Regions from separate parts of the Homo sapiens genome. Here all the other regions are linked to region 3. Evidence: chromatin contacts called from ENCODE Hi-C data. All regions are on one chromosome and are shown on one strand. The core of a region is the stretch at or near the end of the contact, and the rest is flanking DNA. Distances in the headings are between cores, read along the strand shown. Region 1 holds the start of NREP (neuronal regeneration related protein). Region 2 holds the start of EPB41L4A-AS1 (EPB41L4A antisense RNA 1). Region 3 holds the start of MAN2A1 (mannosidase alpha class 2A member 1).

Evidence for each region. Hi-C counts contacts between places; a loop is a spot of excess contacts on that map. Pooled maps may share reads with other maps.
Region 1: a map of naive thymus-derived CD4-positive, alpha-beta T cell shows a loop between it and region 3 (5-fold over the local background). The contact joins the promoter of NREP here to the promoter of MAN2A1 in region 3. A Hi-C loop is called at or near these places in 1 of 168 maps with a recorded cell type or tissue (naive thymus-derived CD4-positive, alpha-beta T cell), 7 of 37 single-sample maps with no recorded cell type and 10 of 50 pooled maps.
Region 2: a loop to region 3 is called in a map of CD4-positive, alpha-beta T cell, with 6 times the contacts of the local background. The contact joins the promoter of EPB41L4A-AS1 here to the promoter of MAN2A1 in region 3. A Hi-C loop is called at or near these places in 3 of 168 maps with a recorded cell type or tissue (CD4-positive, alpha-beta T cell, CD8-positive, alpha-beta T cell and naive thymus-derived CD4-positive, alpha-beta T cell) and 11 of 50 pooled maps.

What each region holds. Positions count from the first base shown.
Region 1 is chr5:111,754,827-111,758,495 of GRCh38, reverse strand. NREP (neuronal regeneration related protein) reads left to right here and starts at 1,302. Exons shown (of 4, transcript NM_004772.4): 1 at 1,302-1,360; 2 at 2,666-2,726. The coding sequence starts at 2,724. RefSeq lists silencers at 172-531, 552-951 and an enhancer at 1,545-2,102.
Region 2 is chr5:112,159,276-112,161,775 of GRCh38, reverse strand. EPB41L4A-AS1 (EPB41L4A antisense RNA 1) reads right to left here and starts at 1,250. Exons shown (of 3, transcript NR_015370.2): 1 at 481-1,250; 2 at 1-73. It overlaps SNORA13 (small nucleolar RNA, H/ACA box 13), which reads right to left and starts at 291; the gene lies at 159-291. It also overlaps a transcript of EPB41L4A not described here. RefSeq lists enhancers at 446-495, 606-655, 676-775, 551-1,283, 1,156-1,365 and 1 more.
Region 3 is chr5:109,687,029-109,691,176 of GRCh38, reverse strand. MAN2A1 (mannosidase alpha class 2A member 1) reads right to left here and starts at 1,250. Exons shown (of 22, transcript NM_002372.4): 1 at 625-1,250. The coding sequence starts at 759. MAN2A1-DT (MAN2A1 divergent transcript) reads left to right here and starts at 78. Exons shown (of 1, transcript NR_186543.1): 1 at 78-3,376. RefSeq lists silencers at 387-486, 897-1,106, 1,137-1,656, 1,667-1,956 and enhancers at 2,067-2,166, 1,926-2,594.

The DNA.
Region 1 (3,669 bases), core at 53-2,552, 2.1 Mb before region 3:
TTATTTGAGTTTGTTGCAAAATTTTGAGCTATTACATTACTATGAAAAGATAGATTTTAAATAAGAACGACGAGTTTACAAAAATCAGAAATGGCAAAGCACTTTATTTTTTAAAGCAATCCTCGATTTTAAAAAGTACAATTTCAGACGGGCAGGCAGTGGGGGAGCGTATAGGGAAGGAGAAGGAAGCACCAGGGGAGTATGTCTTGGGCCGATCACGCCAGGCCGCAGCTCTGGCTGGTTGTGCGCGTGTGACTGTGTGCACGTGTGTGTGTGCACGCGCAGCCACAGGACCTCTGGGCCCGGCCTTCAGGGGCGCTCCCCGCCCCGGGCTTCCCCGCGGAAGGGAGTGGGGCGCGCGTACCCAGCTGAGGGGCAGGGTCCGACCCGAGGCCGTGTGCAAATGCATCCTTCGCGGACTCTTTGTGTGTCTGAGCGCGGCTCCGCGCCGCCGCAGGCACCATTTTCTGCTTCGCTCAGGACAGGCACATAAAAGGAAGGCGGCTGCCGCCCGTCGCCGTCCTCTTTTCCTCAGATGCCCTCTGCTGCAGGTTTATTATTACAGTACGGGCCGCGCCGCCTCTCCCCACGGCCCTGGCGGGCCGCCGGGCTGTGCAGCACCCTGGCCGCCTTCACGCTTGGCGCGCCCCCAAACCGCCTCCTCCACCTCCTTATTTGTCTGAAAAGCAACCGCACGTCGAGGCGGAGAGGCTGGCCGGGGGCGGGGAGGAAGGCCGGGGATTTGCGCGCGCCGTGCTCCCGGGGCGGGGCCGGGGCGCAGAGCTGCGGGTCCGCTTTGTCTCCCCGGGGCGCCGCGCGGTGCAGTGGGGACGGCGCGGCGAGCGGGGCGCCCGGGGCGCGGGTGCGGGGTGTCGGGGCGCGCGCGCCTGTTGGCCGCTCGCCGACGGGGCCCAGAGCCGCCGATTCCTGCCGAGTAAGCAGTCTGGCTCCTAGGCGGCTGCACAGTGGCAGCAAGGCTGGGGCGCTGGCTCCGCGCCAGCTCCATCAGAATTAGCTCATTGTTCACTAGCACCCTAGCGGGAGAGAGAGGGAAAGGGAGAGAGAGAGACTCTTAGAGAAAGAGAGAGACACACACACTCTTGGAGAGAGAGCGCGAGGCAGGGAGATGATCTCCTCCTCCTTTTTCCAAGGCTGCACTTCTTGGAAGTGAAGCCGGTTTGGGTTTTGTTTCCCTTCCCCCTCCTCCCTCCTCTTCCTCCACCCCTTTCCCCTCCCCCTCCCTCCCCCAATCCCCCCTCCCCCCCCAATCTGTCTTTCTAGCATGTTGCCCTTTTTCAACCACATTTGTGTTTCAGGTGTAGAGAGGAGAGAGAGTGAACAGGGAGCGGGGCTTTTGTCTGTAAGTATATGCCATTCCTATCCCCGGCTGGGAGCGCTGGTTTCTCTTTTGTGTCGATTCCTTGCCGTTGCTCTTAGCTGGACCCTTCAACCCTGCAGAGTTCATGCTTCTTCCCTCTAAATTTTAAAGAGCTGAAGCGTGTACCTTGGAGAAATTCTGGCATTTTGGTTGTGCTGCATTCAGGCTGGAATTTAACTTGGGTTTTTTCTAAAATGCACAAGTTCGGAGGGAGAAATGAATTCTTTTGGGAAGGGGTGGGGTTTTGTGCTTGTTGGTGTGGTTAATTTTGTTCTTCTTGCTCCTAAAGCCTTGTTAGAAACTGTTGTGTTTCTTTGCATTAAATGCACTTTGGTGCATGCAAGCTTTTCCTCCCTTTTTATAAAATGAATTTGTGTCCCTCCGCCCTTACACTTGATTACTCTTTCAATGCTGCTGCTTCCGAGGGTCTTCTTAGGCATTCGATCTTGCAGCACTTTTTTCTGCATTTTCTTATAAAGCAGTTGAACTTTGGCGGGGAGGGCCTTAAAAATAAATGACTGTTTTTTTCTTGGTGATTATAATAATCTGATGTGCATTTATGTGTATCTATAATAACATTATAGGAAAACTCTAAGAGCGAATGATACCCTTTTTGAGAACTTTTAGTTTCTCCATTCATCTTAATTTTTGTCATAACTGTGTTAACAAAAGAGCGGTCTTCTGATAATATAAAGGTTGAGGGTAAATCACTGCAGCAGTATGTACATTAATGTTTATTTGGTTTAGGGAGAAGGACAGAATGGTGTATATTCCTGACTCCCCCCACCCCCCCCGCCGTGTAGGGTTTTTTTTTTTTTTTTAAACACGGAAGGTTATGTAATGCAGTGCCATTTCCAAAAATATCCACTCTGAGGCATTACACTACACGGTGGAAGGCTGATTCCTATTCTGTCGTCTTGATTGCAAATATACTGCCAGTAGTATGTCTGGGAACAAAGAGCAGCCAGAAAACAATCTATTTTTATCACTTGGTTCTACTTTTAAGTTGCTAAACCTTTTGAACTCATGCAATTTAAAGATGAACCAAACACTAAGAATAGCCCAGGACTCTGCAAAGCCAAGTACCAGGGATTCCTTTGTCCCTTAGTTAAGCCTATAGGCCACTTGGAAAGCTCTTTCAGAAATCCCAGTAGTTAACAATAATTTGCATGTAACTTATCTTAACCACAGAAAATGGTTATTCGTCTGTAACCTCTAAAGAGGCATTTTTCGTTTGCTGACCTGTGGTGAGGCGATGTGTCTACTGTATTTAAACATATTTTGCAGGTTGGTCTCCCTGGACTGAAGAGAGGGAGAATAGAAGCCCAAGACTAAGATTCTCAAAATGGTAAGACTTGGTCATCAGAGGAGATTCTCAGTACTTCTTACCAGTCTGTTACATATAAATATCAACCACCCATCTTCATCCGCCTCAACCCTTCATTGTTCTACACCCCATCTGACCTTTAAAAGGTTCTATCTCCAGTTCCTGGGAGCGTTGCAGTACAGCAATTTATGTGAATTGGATGTGGCAAATTAGTTCTTTGACTTGCAATTATTTTGAATAGAAAACTAAAATTCCTCTTTCAGAAGTGAGGATTTATTTAATTTGAACAACAGAAACTATTCGGTTCTTTAAGAAGAGTGATGTGTTGTGACACGCATGGAGGTGGTGACAGCAGTAGGGCTCAAACAAAGCCTTGGGTCTTAGAGCTAGGCCGAAGTTACCCAAAACTGAGGAGTCTGTCCAGCTGATCAAACAGCTACTGTATATGCTATCCTTTAAAGCAATATAGATGAAAAGCATGAATTTTTATATTAATGTGCCCCATCTATTTAAATATAATTACTGTTATTTTTCTCGATTTATAATTTCATTTGTGAGAGACATGTACTCAATTTTAGAAGTCAAGCATGTTAACCTCTAAATAAAAGTATAACTATTTCTGACAAAGCTTATGATCCACAGAGAATGCAGTTTAATGTTTGATTACTGATTAAGGAAACAGAAGGAATACACATTAAAAGCAGCTGAATAAGTATATTAATCATCTATGAAAAATTTCCTCTTTGGAAATAAGATGAACTAAAAAAAATAATAGAAATATCATAAAACTTTTTAGTGAAGTACAGCGTGTCCTACTGCAGATGTTTATACTCTTTAAAACACCTCTTTGTCACTTAGAATGTGTGATTTCCAAATTTAGTTTTAGTTTTTTTCTTTGAAACGAGGGTGGAATTTAATGAATCAAAATTTAATCTGATATCTTTGATGTTTTCTTTGAGAACAA
Region 2 (2,500 bases), core at 1-2,500, 2.5 Mb before region 3:
CTTCAGGTCACCTTTATGCTCCCAGATGGTATTCAGCTAGCAGCAGTCTACACTTCAGGCATCCATCTTCCACCTGAACAAAAATTAGAACTGGCTAAGAGAAACCATACACTTAAGGCTAGCAGGGTCAAGATCACGCGTGGAAACGTAAAAGCAGCAACTGTTACTTATGCAGCTCCTACACCAAAGGTATCAAATTTAAGGGCAGGAAAAGGCTGCAAAGCGTTTAATTTACGCCTTTTTTGACACCACATTCACTAGTTTCCAAAGTGAATGGGCAACACAAAGGCTGACACTGCGTGAGGTAGGCTTTATGGCATAAGGTTGCTGACTGGCTGACAGTAATGCCGATTACAGCCTAAAAACGGACAATACATTTCAGAGAAATTTTCTCACGATTTAAAATCCGACTTAATAATGAAAAGTGAAATGCGATGCGTTTTAAATGGCGACTGGTCTTGCACGAACGTGAAAACTCACCTGTAGGGTAGGTGATCACTCCCGACGAGCACCGCACGTGGAAACAGCTGTAACCAGGCACGCTGCTTTTAAGTTATTTTATACGGGGGCAGGGCAAGCATAAAGTCAGTTATACGGTAAGGCCTTTTCACTGACGAAAATAAAACCAGGCTTATCTGGAGAACTCCCTGGCATAGTCGATGATGTAAACACAAATCGACGAAGCTCCCCGTTTCCAAACGTGGGAACGCAGGCCTGAGGCCAGGCCGCTGCCCTTGTTCACGGCCCCGGACACTTCGGACACAGGCCGCCGCAGTCGACTCACCAGACTCAGGGTGGCCGCGTTCCCCCGCCCGGCGCCCCTGCGTGAGAGACCACGCGGCCACAGCCAGGCGCCATCCCAGAGGACCCAGAGCAAAAACCACAGCAAGCTCGCACCAAAAGGAAGAAAGGACAGGCTTCCGTCCCACAATGCTTTTCTACAAGTGGAAGGACCCACTGTCCGAGAGCGCGAGGGGGGAGCGGGCTGTACCATCGGCCGCTGCGCTATGGCGAGACGCCGCCGTGTGGCCGGAGGGAGAAGTGCCAGTGAGGGACCGAGGGGCGTGTCACCAAAGGGAGGAGGAGCCTGGGTTCTCAGCCCGAGTCACCTCTGCGGATGTGTGGCCAGTTCTTTCCACAGAGGAGGTATCCAGACATCCCCCCACCCGACCAGGGTCAAGAGCATATGATCAGTGCTGGCAGCGGCAGGAGCCCAAAGGACTTTAGACCACGTATTTTGGGACCCGACAGAATTCATGAGTCCAGCTGAGGAAGAGTAGAGTCATTCATTCGAAAGATATTTAGTCAGCACTTACTATGCTCCAGGCCCTGGCCTGAGTGCCTGGGAATCAGGTGTGGGTGAGCCAGGCAAGGTTTCTGTGGTACATTCTGCTTGGGTGAGTAGGCCACTGACCAAGTGAGCCCGGATGCTGAAATTCTACAATGTAAGTGCCAGGAGGGCAGCAAAAGAGGGTCATGCCATAGGGTAGCGCTGTCCGATGGAAACAGTGTGAGCCATGAGTGTAATTTTAAATTTTCCAATTGCCACATAAAATGTGAAAAGAACGCCGGGCGCGGTGGCTCATGCCTGTAATCCCAGCACTTTGGCAGGCTGAGGCAGGTGATCACCTGAAGTCAGGAGTTCAAGACCAGCCTGGCCAACATGGCAAAACCCCGTCTCTACTAAAAATACAAAAATTACTTGGGCTTGGTGGCGGGCGTCTATAATCCCAGCTACTTGGGAGGCTGAGGCAGGAGAAATGGCTTGAACCCGGGCGGGGTGGGGGTGGAGGTTGCGGTGAGCCGAGATCATGCCACTTGACTCCAGCCTGGACAAAAGGGCGAAACTCCGTCTCAAAAAAAAAAAAAAAAAAGTAAAAAGAAACAGATCAAATTAATTTTAATAATAACCCAACATATTTTAAATATTTCAACAGGCAATCAATATGAGATTATTAATAAGATATTTCTTTTATATCTACTAAGTCATAAAAATCCGGTGTATATTTTATACTTCCAGCACATTTCCGTTCAGACTAGACACATTTCAAGTGTTCAGTAGCTCATGGGGCTAGGAATAGGAAGACTGGAAGTGAACTCCGAGCAGATGTGTGAAGGCGGTTATGCAAGATCTGGAGACAGCAGGCCTTGGCCAGTGTGGCTGGAGTCGAGTAAGGAGTGTAGAGTGACAAGATGCAGCTGGAGAGCCAGGCAGGAGCAAGGCACTTAGGGTCTTGTCACACAGGGCAAGGTGTTGGGATTTTATGCTGAAATCTTAGAGTTGATTAATTATCACCACAAAAATTAAGCAGAGTTTGTTAATTGGCTTTTTTCCTGATAACCATAACTCCTTGAAGGGACAGGACAAGTGGCAGCAAGACAAGTTGTATGATAACAACTAGGTCTCCATGTTTCTCTAAGTCCTAGCAGAGATTCATCCAGAGACCAGTTTTAGCACCTTTCGTTGTTTCTTTGAAGCCTACTTCTATAAAAGAAAGAA
Region 3 (4,148 bases), core at 1-2,500:
GCGCTTCCCCACTCGGTTCCCCCTGTCTGCCACAAACAAACCAGATGTAATAGCTGAAGAATGACGACACTAAAATCAACCTAGAGATTCACATCTAAAAGGGCCGCAACACGAAATAAACTTCTCTCTCTTCAGAGGCAGCGGGGAAGAAAAAGAAAAAAAAGCCTAGGTGGGTTCGGTTTGATCCATTTCCGCGACTCCGTGCGCTCAGGGGCTCTGGGCTGGTGCGGGCGGCTTAACCCTGTGAGAGCCGAGAACGACCCCACCGGGATACGCGGGCCCCGGGCTGGCGGGGGGTGCCTCACGCCGCGCCCGTTCCCCCGCCAGCAGGTGCCCGAAGCCACCCCAACAGGCCGGGTGCGAATGCCGGAACATGGCCACTTTCCTGAGCGGGATGATGCCGCCGCCGCCGCCGCACGCCGCCCAGCACTTTGTTAACTTGGCGCGCCCGGGCGAGGTGGCTCCCAGGAGGTGATCATTGCCGTCCGAGAGCTACAGAGCCCCTGGCCTCGCCCAGCACGGGTGTGGGGCCGCGGCGGGAGGAAGAGGTTGGGTAGCAGCCGCTAACCAGGGGCCCGCACGCCTGGCCCCTCGGAGCCCCGCGCCCCCTTCCCAGGTGCTTACCTGAGGGAAGGAGCCCTCGCGGCGCGGGTTCCTGGGGTAGTCTAAGTGACCCCGGTCCAGCATCAGGTAGAGCGAGAAAATCACCACACAGAAGATCGCACTGCCGAACACGGTGAACTGGCGGCTTAACTTCATTTTCCTCGATAGACTCGGGGCCAGGACACTCTCCTCAGCCAAAGGAGACAGCGCACTGTGGACTCTAGGAAGCAGCCGCCGGAGGCTCCCTTCTCCCGGGCTGCGCGACCTCCGCGCTCTCGGATGCGGGTGCGAGTCCCCGCCTTGCTCCGCACCTAGTCTCCGGCGCCACCACACGCCCTTGGCCTTCGCCCTGGCCTGCCGCCCTCCCCGGGGTCGGGCGCCCCTCTCGAGGCGAGACTCGCCGGCAACTGGGAAGGGGGGCCCCCACAAACTTGATCGCAAGCTCAGCGCCGACCTCCGGCAGGGCGCGCGGGGCAGGCGGAGGAGAGGTCGCTGCCCGCACTTCCTGCCACCGCCGCCCCAACTGAGTCGGCAGGAAAAGTTTTCTCGACGAGGGCAGGCGTGTCCTCCTCACCCAGGGGAGGCGCGGGTTCGGCAGCTCCCGGGCCGGGGCCGCGCAGCTAGGTCAGAGAAGCGGAGGGGAAAGGAACAAGATCGCGAGGAGCCAAGCCCTACAACTTCTGGGCGGGACGGTCGGGCCCGCCCCCGCGGCACCGGCACCGCCCCCGCCTACCCCGACTGAGCCCCTTCGTGCTGCTGCCGCCGCCGCCGCCGACGCTGCGGCTGGGCCGATGTGCACCCCGGACTCCGGGGCTCACGGATTGATGAGTTTCCTCAGAGCTAGCGTCCGCTCGCCAGACTCTCCCGCCCCCCGCCGCCCCTACCTTCCCCCTCCCGGACCCAGGCTCCGCGGGGAGGCGCAGGGGGCGGGCGGCGGCAACGCGGAAAGAAGGAAAAGGAGAGCAGGGAGGAAAGGACCGTCCCCGGAGAGAAGCCCGCTCCAGCTGCAGCCGCTAGCCCCCTCCCTCTTTCCCGCCCCACAAACGCGGAGATGGCGGCGGAAGCGGCGAAAGGAAGCGCCGGTTCTCCAGCGCCACTTGGCGCTCCAGCACCGCCCGCCACGAGCAGGAGGAGACAGCGGCGGCGCAGCAGCCGCTGGGTCAATAGGCGCCCGCAGCGCCTGAGCCGAGCGGGCGGCTGGCCCCGCCCCCTCCCGACGCTCCGAGATGAGGGGGCGGGCCCCACGGCGCCCAATCACAGCGCGTCGCCCGGCGGACCCGCCCCGCGCCTGCCTCCCAGTGTCCCGGCGATAGGAAGACCTCACAGGGCTCTTGTGACCTGGCAGGCAGCTTTCTGGGAGTTGAGGCCTTCGGGGGCGTTCAGGCGCCAGCACCCCCACGTCCAACAGGGGTTGAGCTTACACCCCACTTCCCTTTGTTGCTCAGGTTTCCTATCCTAGGACACTCGGGCCTGGCGTGCCTGGAAGAGTACTTGGTGACGGGCTGGAGGAAATGCAAGAGAAGAGGGCTTGCACATTCTCTTCGGGCTCACTATTTCCTCCTTTGGTGACAGCCTGTTAAAACCTGGGGGAAAGGAGACTGACAAAGGGCCGTCCAGGCACATGTAGAAACATCTGACTACGAAATCCATGAGTGTAATCTGAGAAGTGATGCTTCTGCCAGTTATTGATTTATTGCCTCTCAGCTCCAAATTCGCCCTTTTTGACTGCACTGTAAAAACGGATCTGAGCCTTTTAAACAGTTTTTCGTTTGCCTTCTGGGACTGAAGCTTTATCAGCAGAGGGCGCTGAAGAGACATTACAGAAAAAAAGGATTTTGCTTCCTGATTTCTGTGTATTGATAAGCTTTTGCAGCATACCTGGCTTTCTCCACTGCCAAGGTCCTATAGTGCTCAGTAACTAGCAATTTCCTCTCACATGCCCAACTCTAGGAGCTTTGTAGAGGAGGTGAGACACTACCCCATGAATAACTTCCCTGGCACCCTAGAGGCATTTGCAGCAAGTTGCAGAGGGCACATCTTCCACAAGCTTTGCAGACGTAGCCCAATGGTGACTTCTCTGCCATTCAGTGAGCCAGGTCATGCCCTCTCCAAAAACGTCTAGATCTTAGCCCTGGGAGGAATTGGGGAGGTTCTTCATTGGGCACTCTGTCTCTCAACCCAAGAGTTAGTTATAAGGTTAGCTCCTTATAGCTGCTGTTGCTATATTCTTTAAAGTTCTCTTCTTGCTAGTGAATCCTTCATTACTCTAATCCTCTATTATAGTTAACAATTCTTTTTATTAAGCCTTCCCTGTCCCGGGAGTAGTCCCAAGAAATAGACCTGCAAAGATGGGATTAAAGGTCAGTTTGATTGAGGTTTTGAGCTTTAGCTCCTTGCCAAAGGGAAATGTAATTCATGACATGCTGGGCATCTCAATTAAGCAATTACCTGTGGTTGATCCTGATGAAGTGCCAACTGAAGCCTGTGCCTTGGGGCCCCAAGTGGCTGCTACACTTGACTGCTATGGTTATAAAGATGACTAGAAAGACTGGTGTGGGATGGATTCTTTTGCGTGCTTTTGAGTGGTTATAAAGAGAAATGACAAGCACAGGTTTTTTAACTCTCAGAGTTATGGTATGAGAACCAGAGATATTCTGCAGAATTCCAAAAGCTCTGGTTTATTGTAGCAACAAGAATTATGCTGAGAATCAAACAAAATTTTAATTTTCATGTTACTGAATTATAACTGCTATTAAATTCACACATATTCTGAGTTTTTCGTGTAAAATGGTGTTATTTTTTAATAATAGAATCTCAATACTTGAAATGGGTTGGACCCAGATGAAACCGACAATCTTAAACACGCCAACTCTTTCTCTTATCAGTGGAAGTAGGTTGCCCTCCAGTGTCTAAAGAGACTAGCCTTGCTTGAAAACCTTGACTATAGAGGATGCCACTATCTAGATGGGCTCCCTGATTTCAATGGGGATGACACGATCTCAGAATAGCAGAAACCAGGCAGCACATAACCAACAAAGACAAGGTGGGCGCACATGTACCTTAAAGGGCAGCAGGAAATCAGACTGCCTTGGCTTACGGAGCTGCTCTGAGAACAAAATAGATAGGCAGTTGAAATAGATTATTGCTTGATATTTATAACAGGTAAAAAGATCTAAGTCAGGTAGCCAAAACCTGACTTGAGTCACCACAGTGGATAGTCACAGTCTCTCAGTTCTCAGACCTAAGTCAATTCACAGACCCATAGTCCCTTGGTTGAAAGAGAATCTGTGTTCCCTTTAAGAAGGATCTTGCACCTTGGCTACAGTACACATGGCAAATTCTTTCAAGCTTTCCCCAAAACGACATGTGGCCATTTACTAGTGAAACTGCATTGGCGAAAAGGAAATACACAGATCATTTGAGGTTTACTAAACACTGGCTCTGAGTTGATGCTAATTCCTGGGGACAGAAATCACCACTGTTAGTCCACATACCAACTATGTGGCTACTTTCCCAGTGTAATTGGAATATGTATTAACAGCATA